2 separate regions of the Homo sapiens genome follow, and region 2 is linked to region 1. Evidence: read pairs that join two places in POLR2A ChIA-PET (ENCODE). Cell type or tissue: CD4-positive, alpha-beta T cell. All regions are shown on one strand. Each heading gives the region's core, and the rest is flanking DNA. Links, peaks and the distances in the headings are about the cores only. Region 1 has its middle 6.2 kb from the start of KBTBD13. Region 2 overlaps PLEKHO2 (pleckstrin homology domain containing O2).

Region 1 (5,365 bases), core at 366-5,365:
GTGCACACCACCACACCTAGCTAATTTTTATAATTTTTTTTTTGAGACAGAGTTTTGCTGTAGTTGCCCAGGCTGGGGTGCAATGGTGTGATCTCAGCTCACCCCAACCTCCACCTCCCAGGTTCAAGTGATTCTCCTGCCTCAGCCTTCCCAAGTAGCTGGGATTATAGGCATGCGCCACCAAGCCTGGCTAATTTTGTATTTTTAGTAGAGATGGGGTTTCTCCATGTGGGTCAGGGTGGTCTTGAACTCCTGACCTCAGGTGATCCGCCCACCTCGGCCTCCCAAAGTGCTGGGATTACAGGTGTGAGCCACCACGCCCGGCCAATTTTTATACAATTTTTTTGTAGAGGTGGAGTCTCACTGTGTTGCCCAGGTTGGCCTTGAACTCCTGGGCTCAAGCAATCCTCCTGCTTGGCTTCCGAAAGTTCTGGGATTACAGGCATGAGCCACTGTACCTGGCCTCAAAGTGTAATTCATATCACACATCAAAGATTTATTTAACTCACCTGTAAGAGAACCAAAAAGAATGGCAAAGCTGATTGAAAAGAGCATTTGAGAGACAGATTTGTATATTTAGTTGGAAGAGACATACTAAAATAAGTTTGCTAAGTTAGAGACAAAACTGGCATATGCCTTACAGGACAAAAGCATAATTTTTTTGGTTCTCTACTGAACAAAAATCCTTTGCATCTTTACATACATGCATGTACATATTTGTGCATATGCCTACAAGTTAGCATGTAACTTCACAAAGTCTGGGCTCTAATCTATAGTAAATTGTAAGGCAAAGGTACATTCCCCTTGAAAATTAAATAACTCTTCTCTGTTCAAAGTGTCCCAAAGTGACATTGAAAGGAAATAATCCTTCTTTTGCCTTACTTCCAAGTTACAGATAACTTTCATAACAGTACAGAGCATTTTCCTCCTTCCTCCTGACCAGTGCTGAACACCTGAGACTTGCCACATGATAATCCATCAGCTCCTAGTCTCTCTTATCCCACAGCATTGTCTGCACTTGGGGCTGCTTAGCCCCAGCCTGCTGGCTCCTGGCATTTGGTTGTTCCTCCCTTCATCCAGGGCAGCCCTTTCTGAGATGCCTTTTGTGCGTAATAATAACACAGTGTTCACAGAGAGCTTTCCCACAGTTGACTTACTTGAGCTTTTGAGAATTTTAAGTGGCAGATAGTTTGGCAACACCCCTACTCCCGCAGCTTAATGGAGGGAAAAAAGCTCAACGGTCATGTGATTAGAAGAGGCTCGTTAGGTAGTGGCAGAACCTGGCTGTGAACCCAGGGCCACAGGCTTGTCTTCTGTGCTACATGCCTGCTTGGCCGACATCCTGAGATGGACAGGGTGTTTCCAATGGTCTCCTTAACACTCCCTCCGTTTTGCCTTTCTCTATGTATCCCCACCTCTTTTGGGGGTTCGTTTGTTCCCTTGGACTCAGCCCTTTCTCTTCCCTCTTCCATAGGAAAGTTAACTAGTTCTCTTCCCTTAGGATAGACCTGGGAGACCAGTAGCCCCGTTCAGCCCAGGTAATGACTGGTTTAGGCCCTGGGGGATATTTGCACGTTCACTGATACTTCCCTCGTCTCAGGAAGTGTGGGGAAGCTTTGTAACCCAGCCCACCTTCTCTGTCTAAGGGTTCTCACAGTTAAGGCTTTGTTCCACCCACAGTCAGCATGTGTCACCACTGCCCACCACCCTCAGCAGGGATGGTGACTGTGCCTGGGGTGCCTGTGAGGAAACCAGCAGAAAGCCAGAATGGCTGGCTCACCCAGAGTCACACAGGCAGTTAAGTGGAAGAGCAGGGACTTGAACTCAGGACTTGGGATTCTCAGCCTCTCATTCCCCGGCATCTCGGCTTGACTATTGCATGAAGGTGTGGGGGGCACAAACCAGGTGCAGCTGGGCAAATTACAGAAACACTTAGGAGTTACTGAGCTCAGAGGGCTGGATTTGAAATCTCTCTGTCCCAGCCCAGAGGTTTACTCTGAGAAGTCCGTCCTTTCTGAGAGGCCTACACTCACACAGCTTAAAGCTGCAGGGATCATTTTCCTGAACCTGGTGGCAGCCCTGCAGCCCAACTCTCTGGAGTTCTCTCCAGTCTTCCACAAACGTTCTCCTTGCCCCTGACTCCAGATGTCCTGCACCCCAAGCCTTCCTCTCCCTGAAATCATCCTATGTGGTTTATATAGCCCGCCTGGCAGAGGCAGAGAAGCTGCCCCACCCCTGTCCACCAAGGACCTGCTTCCTTGCTGGCTTCCCTTCAGTGTGCTCACAGGGCAGCCAGAGCCATCCTAGTTCAACAAAATGCCAGTCAGAGCCTGGTGCGCCCCCTCTGAAAGGCAAAGTCCTTTCAGACTCTCCCACCCTGTTTCCTCCCTGACTTCATCTCCTCCCACTCCTCTCTGGCCTCATTGCTCCTCAGACGCACCAGGCACACTCCGGGCTCAGGGTGTGTGGCTGGTGTCCCTCTGCCTGCGCACTGCCTCAGCCCCACCCCACTTCCTGCAGGTCTTGGCTCAGATGTCACTTCGATCCTACAGACTCTCCTAACCTCCCTACTTAAAATCTACCTCCCCCTTCTCTACATGTTCTCCTCCCTTTTCCTGTTTTATTTTTCTGCATAGCTTTTAGCATCATCTTCCATGCTATCTTTTCACTTGTTTGCTGTTGGTTTTCTCCTACTAAAATTTGAGCTCCACGAAGGCAGAGGGTTTTTTCTGTTTTGTTCACTGCTCTCTCATCAGGACCCAGAAAAATGACTAGAACGTAGTAGGCAGCTTAAGAGATGATTTATTTAGTAGGGACTTAAGAAATATTTGTTGAATGAATGAATGGCACTCAACGGATGTTTGTTGAAAGAATGCATTAATGAATTGATCAGTCAATCAAGGAAACTCCATAGGAAAGGTACAGAGAAAGGCTCTCAGATTTCAGAGGACAGGAGTATCATTTCTGGCAGGGCTGTGGCAGGTGGCCAGGGAAGACTTTTCTGTGGAGGTGACGAGCTGTCAAGTTTGCAGTCCACCTTGGGAAGAGTGGGATCTGAAAAGAGCAGCCGCTCACCGGTCACTTTTCTTTCAAGGGAAGGGAGGAAGCTGGGATTAGAAATGCTAATCATCCCTTGAAGAATGGCTCCTCTTGGCGGCGGAATACACACAGGGCTGCTCTGTTTATTTTCCTTTGGCCTCAAGGAGCTGGGGCCTCTTTTTCATCCTAATTGCTTTGCTTCAAGTTGCTGTCACATCCCAGGAACGGCAGCAAATTAACTGTGCTGGTGGGAGACACAGCTGTCAGAAGACAGGCTGGCCCCAGCAGGCCAGTAATAGGCATGGGATACAGGACCCCCCTAGAGGAGGTCTTGTCCCAGCAGCGTCCTCTGCAGCCCTCATGATTCTGCCCCAGCTGGACTGGGGAAGCATGAAAAGAGGGAGCCCTTCTCTCTGGCATTCGAGTAACTAACAAAGGGAAAATGGGCCTTTTGTTGGGCTGCAGGGTCTTGGAGCAGGGTATAAGCCTCTAGTTCCACCCCTCTCTTCACAGGGAAGGAAAGCCAGGTCGCAGGTTAGGGGAAAGCAACTTTCCTGGAGACAAAGCAATGCAAGTGGACCACCCAACCTAAAGCCTGCTTCTCTGGAATCCTCCTCCCATCCTAACATGTTATTTCCTGTGCTGCCTTCCAGGGCACTCATGAAAGAGCTTCCCCATGGTGACCCATCATCAGGCTGCCCTCCCTGATTCCAGGCTTCCATCCTTATTTTTTCTAGGAAAGTTCCTCTACACACACACCCCATTCAGCACGCAGATTCAGCAGATGGAGACAAAGGAGTTAGTCTCTAATGGTATTTGGGCACCTGGGCCCTTCAGATCACACACTCATGCGTACACACACACAATTTTGCCAACTCTATAGGAGGTCAGAAACCATTCGCCCAACATGCTTCTCTTTCCAGGTAACATATTTTCATTCTAACAGGAGTCTTACAAAAATACGCCTAACTGCAAAGTCCTGATTAGCAAAGGTAATTTCAGGTGCTCAGAGAGGGAGCTAGCACTGGGTTGCGGTGGAAACGAGGGACTGAGGACTTTGTAGGTGCCACTCTGCAGAGGGACAGTGCTGCCTGCCTGCCAGCTGATTTTGCAGTCAAATGCTGGCTCTGACAGGGACTTCTGTTTGACCATGGGTAAATTCCTTAAAGTTGCTGAAATGAATGAAGGTGTCTCAACTCTAACCGGAGATGATAATTCCAGGAGGGTTGTCCTGAGAGTGAAATAAGAGCTTCTAGACCAGCATACGCAATCCTCACCTTCCAAGTTCCTTGCCCTGGTTCCTCTTCACACTTTCCCCTCCACCCATTATTGACACCCTTACTGTTTGGAAGGCACAGTTTTGGTGAATGGACTGTGTTCCAGCAGTCTGTGCTTATCGCTCATGACACAGCAGGATGGCATCCAGGGGACCTGGGTCCATATTCCAGCTCCACTTGCCAGCTGTGTGATGTTGGGCAAATGGAGATGATGATGAGAGACTGTTATAGAGTCTCTGTGCAGATTATGTGAAGTGCCTGTAGTGGGGCCAGAGAAATAGGCTGGAGTCTGAGTGTGAAGAGCCTTGAATGCCAGGCTGGAGAACTTGGGCTTTATTCTGTAGGAAGTGGGGAACCACAGTAAGTTTTTGAGGCAGTAAGTGTGACCGACAGAGCTGCTTTTTGTATTCAGATAGCAAGCCCCTCATCCAGCCCTGGGCTGACGGCTCCTTGTCCCTGCAGATCAGCTTGTCCCTCCAGATCAGCTCCTTTCTCCTGCTCCGCACCCCGAGAGGTGGTCCTGTCTGGGTGATATCACTGGACTCCCTTGACTGGCTCCCAGTACAGAGCAGCAGCAAAAGGTGGGAAGTGGGGAGGCGTATGGAGTCAGGGAACTTAGTTCCTGGCTCCCTCCCTGTGGGGTGATCTTGCACTGACCTTTTTCCTTCACTGACTCAAGTCCCCGCCACTGTCAGCTGGTCTTTTCCTTACAGCCGTCTGTCTCCAGGCTGAGGTGGCTGCCCCCTTCCCTCCTGCGCAGACGCAGGAGTGGTGAAGCCCCAAGCTCACTAGCCTGGTGCTATCCCTTAGGGGCCCTCCACCCTTTGTGAACAGCCTCTTTCCTCAACCCTCCTCTAGTGACCTGATTTGAGTGTGCCATCTCTTTCCTGTCAAGACCCTGCTGGACATGTGCCCTGTCCCCTCTGACCCTCAGCTCTCTGGGCTGTGTTACCAAGTGGCTTGGCTGGGGCACAGTGTACTGGAAAATGCCCATCTCAGTGCCTCTGCCTGATCACACAGTTATGGGAACCAGAGGAATGTCTTACAGG
Region 2 (5,365 bases), core at 1-5,000, 220 kb before region 1:
AACCGAGGCAAAAACAAGGCTTTCGATGAGGTGCGATGCAGTCTGTGGACATGGACAGCTCTGTGTCTCCTTTCCCACTGCGTGTGATCTAGGAGAGGACCCTGCCCCTCCTTACCCCAGACTACCCCTTGATTATGTCACTGCTATGGGGCATTGTTGTTACCTTCTATAGTCCTCACTACAGCCCCTCATAGTAGGTGGTGCTGTCCTTGTTTTACAGATGAAATGGAGGCCTAAGGAAATTAAGTAACTTGTCTTAAACTGGAAAGCAGATAAGTGGTGGGCTGGAACTAGACTGGTGGCAGCATGCATCCTTTCTAAGCCTGGCCTCAGCTGGAAGCAGCAGGTGGGCCCAGGCCAGAGAGTGCTGCAGAGTGAGCCGACAGCTCCCTTTTCAGTTTGACCATGAAGTCCAGGGCAGGCTGGCTCTCAGCTCTGGGCCTCCCTCTCTGTCTGCAATGACCATTCAGCCCTGCAGACCTCAGCCCCCTGTGCTGTACTGGGGACTGTGGCAACAGTAGCCACAATCTGGCTTGGGGCAGGCAGAGCATCCCATGGGGCCAGGATCTCCTAGGAAGATTTGTCTTTGACATCACGGATCTTTGGTTATTTGGGCTAAAATGGACCTGGGGGCCACCTACAGTGATGCCTTGGATTATGTCAAGGAGCAAATCTTCCCAAGCAAGTCCCCTCTTAATACCCAGGTTCCCCGACTCCCAGCCCATAGCTCCTATGTCGTGTCCTGTGTTACATGTCATGCTCAGCCCTTCACTACCTAGGGGAAAAGTGTCCCCGTTCCACGGGAGAGGGATGATGGGACATATCATAGATATTGGGGGAGGCCATAGGAGCCATGGGCTGGGCCTCAGCCCACTGAGGGACAGAGGGACAGAGGGACAGAGACAGCTGGAGTCACATGTGGGCCTGAGCCCCCACTCCCCATCATAGGGCCAGGCTGCTCCAGGGTTCTGAGTCTGGACCTCCCATGTGACTCTTACTCTGAGACTTCCCAGCCAATCCTGACCCCTTCTGTTACCCTCAGAGAGAAGATGCTGACCTCCAGGCTCCCAGACTCAAGGGGCAGAGGCCCTGCTCTCTCTCTGGGCTCTCTCCAGGGGTCCTGGGAGGGTGGCAGAGGCCAGGGCAGACCTTTTCCAGAAACCAGGTACCAGGGGAGCATAGGCTGCTTTCAACCTTCTCTCCTAGCTAAGCCCCAAAGCCACCTCAGGGCTGCTTATATATTTGTGATATACTCAGGGGCAAGGGCCGATGGCCCATATTTGGGCAGGAAGACTGAGGCAAATGGCAGCTGCAGAGAGGGAGAGCCTCAGACTTTGCAAGAGACTCCAGGGGCATTGCAGAGTTAGAGAAGCAGAGGCCAGGGCAGGGAGATTCCCAGAGAGGGCAGCGGTGGGGCACTGACCCTGGCTCTGAGCCAGGTCCGCCCTGGCTACTTCCCACACTCCCCAAGGCTTGGCAGGGGCTGATCTGGTTCCCCCTCCCTCCAGGTAAAGGTGGACAAGAGCTGCGCCCTGGAGCATGTGACACGGGACCGGGTGCGAGGGGGCCAGCGACGCCGGCCACCAACGAGAGTCCACCTGAAGGAGGTAGGGCCTTACCCAGTGTGGATGTTGGGGTTAGTTGAGCCTAGGACCTCAGCTCCTCTGGGCGGCAGCCAGGCTTGGGGCCACATTTTTCCTGAGGACACCTGGAGCTGGGGCTTCCTGAGGAGTAGACAGGAAGTGATGGGGCACCTGTGTTACACGTGCTCAGGGTATGGATGTCCTTGAGCCTGTAGCCTTTTCCATTTGTTCAATCCACACACAAATGTTGAATCTGTCCTTAGCCAGAGTTGGTGCCAGAGGGAAACTGAAGCCCATGAGGCCAGTCCCTGCCCCTCAGAGCTCGTCTTCCAGCTGAAAAATAGGCCTATCCCACAGACTGCTCCATGCAAAGCTGTGTCTGATTTTTGTGCGGAGGAAGGAAGGCTCTAGGAGGTCAGGGCAGGAGGGACCACAAGGAGCCACTGGCATTTTAGCTGACCCTTGAAGGATGGGAGGGGTTCACTTGGTGGACTTGGAGTCAGGGGATTCTCTGTGGAGGGAGTGCTGTGAGCTGAGGCACAGCGGGAGGGTTTGAGGTATGCGGAGCAGCTCCATTTGCCTGGGAGATGGGTCTGAGAAGGGGGTTGTGGGGAGGAAATTGTGGAGGCCTTGGTGAAGAAGCTGGAGACAAGGAAGGGAGAGTGCGTTTCAGAGGTCAGTTTGAGGCTCTGGGTAGGATGGGTTGGGTTGAGAGAGGGAAAGGCAGGGGCCAGGAAGGAGGTGGGGGAGGCGGCTTTCCAGGCCCCTGGAGGGGATGAAGAGGGAGGGGTTGATGGGAGGATGTTAGGAAGCAAGAGCCACCTGGGCTTGTGATTGAGTCAGGGGATTGGACCAAGGGAAGGTTGTCTGAGGTTCCCCAAGCCTGGAGACTGGGAGCATGGAGGCCCTGGGCACAGGGAATTTGGAGAGGGTATGGGCAATGGGGAGGGGGGAAGGGAGGAGACTCTTTTAGACCAGTGGAGCTAATGCTGCAGGGGAGGATTTTGGAGGCCAGGAAAGAACCTCAGCAAGTGCTACATTTAGGGACTGGAGGGAGGTCAGCTAGCAGGGAACCAAGAAAGAGGAAGCCAGAGGCAAGTGCCACATCTGGAGAGAGATGGGCACAAGACCTGGTGGGCATCAGCCAGGTTGGCAGCCGCAAGTCACAAGGGCAGGACCAAGGACAAGGCATTTACAACATATTTTCTTTTTCTTTTCTTTCTTTTCTTTTTTTTATTATTATACTTTAAGTTTTAGGGTACATGTGCACAATGTGCAGGTTAGTTACATATGTATACATGTGCCATGCTGGTGTGCTGCACCCATTAACTCGTCATTTAGCATTAGTTATATCTCCTAATGCTATCCCTCCCCTCTCCCCCCACCTCTTTTTTTTTTTTTTTTTTGAGATTGAGTCTCGCTCTGTCGCCCAGGCTGGAGTGCAGGGTGCAATCTCAGCTCACTGCAACCTCCGCCTTCCGGGTTCAAGAAGTTCTCTGCCTCAGCCTCTCGAGTAGCTGGGATTACAGGCACCCTCCACCACCCCCGGCTAATTTTTGTATTTTTAGTAGAGACGAGGTTTCACCATCTTGGCCAGGCTGGTCTTGAACTCCAGACCTCGTGATCTGCCCACTTTGGCCTCCCAAAGTGCTGGGATTACAGGCGTGAGCCACCGCGCCTGGCCTTGCAGCGTATTTTCTAAAAGGAGTCGATTTAGGGCTGTCCCGGGGTGCAGGGCTGGGTTTGCCGGAGGGAGGGACCCAAGGTCGTGGGAGGTCTGTTTTTGAGTTGCAGCAGCCTGTGCCTGTCTGTCAGCTGAGGGATAGGATCCTGCAGAGGGAGCACTGAGGTGGCCACAGAGAAAAGGAATGCCTGATGGGGGCCGGGGACGGATGTAGGGAGGGCCAGCCTTGGAGGGAGGGGCCCTCTGACAGAAGAGTTCAGGGAGGCGCTGTGTGTGTGTGTGTTTGTGTGTGTGTGTGTGTGTGTGTGTGTGTGTGTGGTGTGTTAGGGGTGACTTTCTGGTGGTCCCCAGTGCCTGATGTCAGCCAGGTCCTGTGTATGTATAAAAGGGAGTGAGAGCAACAAAGGGAGATGGGCATCGTGGCACATGCCTGTGGTCCCAGCTACTCTGGAGGCTGCAGTGAGCTGTGACCATGCCACTGCACTCAGCTTGGGTGACAGTGCGAGACCCCCTTTTTTTTTTTTTGAGACGGAGCTTCGCTCTTGTTGCCCAGGCTGGAGTGCAATGGCATGATCTCGGCTCACTGCAACCTCCGCTTCCAGGGTTCAAGCAATTCTCCTGCCTCAGCCTCCCGAGTAGCTGGGATTACAGGCATGTGCCACCACACCTGGCTAATTTTGTATTTTTAGTAGAGACGGGGTTTCTCCATGTTGCTCAGGCTGGTCTCAAACTCTCGACCTCAGGTGATCAGCCTGCCTCGGCCTCCCAAAGTGCTGGGATTATAGGCGTGAGCCACTGCACCCAGCCAGCCCCATCTCTTAAGAAAAATAAGGTGGCAGGGGAGAGTAAGGATCCCAGCCAGGACCCCCACCATCTGAGGGACCTTGGGAAAGGCCTCCTGCCCAGCCCTGCTGGGGCCTCTGAGGCTCTCTGGGAGGGTCTCATGACTGTGGGACTGCTGGATATCCCTATTGGTCCCTGGAGCCTGGTGGGGGTGGGTAGCTGCCTTCTGGTGCAGCTGTTCTCTGGCAGTCAGCTGTGGTCTGGGACCACATCTGATGACATGAGGAGAGTGGGCACAGGCTGCCAAGCAGCTGGACAGGCAAAAGCTGGAGAGAAGCTGGCAGACGGAACAGAGGTCTCCAGGAAGGGCAAGCAGAAGTCAGTGAGCTTGAGATGAACTGGAAGAAGTATGTTTGAGTCCTGGTCCTGTCTCTGACTGACCAACTGGTTGTGGGGACCCTGGGTATGGTGATGGGTAGGTGGGTTGCAGAGAAGGGAACCTCTGAAGGCCATACAGCTAGGTAGGGGTTAGATGCAGGGCTGGAACTCTGTCCCCTGCCACCCAGGCTTGTATAGTCCAGTCCAGGTCCAGTATCCCAGAAACCAGCCTGGGGCTCCAAGAGGACCCTGGCTGTGACTTTCCTGGCCTGTGATTCCAAAACAGGGAATTCTTTGGTGGTGAGGGAAAGGAGAGGAAGATTCATCAAGAAATCACTTTAGCTTCTAATTAAGTAGCCACAGAAGCCAGGACAGAGGGAGGCTGGGGAGCTGGGGGCCTGGACAACCTGGATGGGAGAGGGTAAGAACTCGTGTCAGTGGGCACACCTGACCCAATGGCTAGTCAGCCAAGATGACACCCATATACCATCCCCCCCACCAGGTGGCCAGTGCAGCTTCTGACGGTCTTCTGCGCCTGGATCTTGATGTTCCGGACAGTGGGCCACCAGTGTTTGCCCCCAGCAATCATGTCAGTGAAGCCCAACCTCGGGAGACACCCCGGCCCCTCATGCCTCCTACCAAGCCTTTCCTAGCACCTGAGACCACCAGCCCTGGTGACAGGGTGGAGACCCCTGTGGGGGAGAGAGCCCCAACCCCTGTCTCAGCAAGCTCTGAGGTCTCCCCTGAGAGCCAAGAGGACTCAGAGACCCCAGCAGAGGAGGACAGTGGCTCTGAGCAGCCTCCCAACAGCGTCCTGCCTGACAAACTGAAGGTGAGCTGGGAGAACCCCAGCCCCCAGGAGGCCCCTGCTGCAGAGAGTGCAGAACCGTCCCAGGCACCCTGTTCTGAGACTTCTGAGGCTGCCCCCAGGGAGGGT

Evidence for each region. Peaks named below come from ENCODE experiments on the same cell type or tissue, not always from the same donor. Only the 100,000 strongest peaks of a DNase experiment are listed, where the experiment ranks them.
Region 2: POLR2A ChIA-PET joins it to region 1 with 6 read pairs; 2 of 35 experiments call an interaction of 5 or more read pairs at or near these places.

The regions. Positions count from the first base shown.
Region 1 is chr15:65,080,257-65,085,621 of GRCh38, forward strand. No RefSeq gene overlaps it. Among named protein-coding and RNA genes, the nearest start is that of KBTBD13, 6.2 kb to the left of the region's middle. RefSeq lists an enhancer at 4,561-5,086. In CD4-positive, alpha-beta T cell, for the core only: no CTCF peak of the experiment used is centred there; a DNase peak (open chromatin) is centred at 2,475.
Region 2 is chr15:64,859,969-64,865,333 of GRCh38, forward strand. PLEKHO2 (pleckstrin homology domain containing O2) reads left to right here. Exons shown (of 6, transcript NM_025201.5): 4 at 1-30; 5 at 1,509-1,607; 6 at 4,931-5,365. Among named protein-coding and RNA genes, the nearest start is that of PLEKHO2, 21 kb to the left of the region's middle. In CD4-positive, alpha-beta T cell, for the core only: no CTCF peak of the experiment used is centred there; no DNase peak of the experiment used is centred there; H3K27ac peaks cover 325 bases.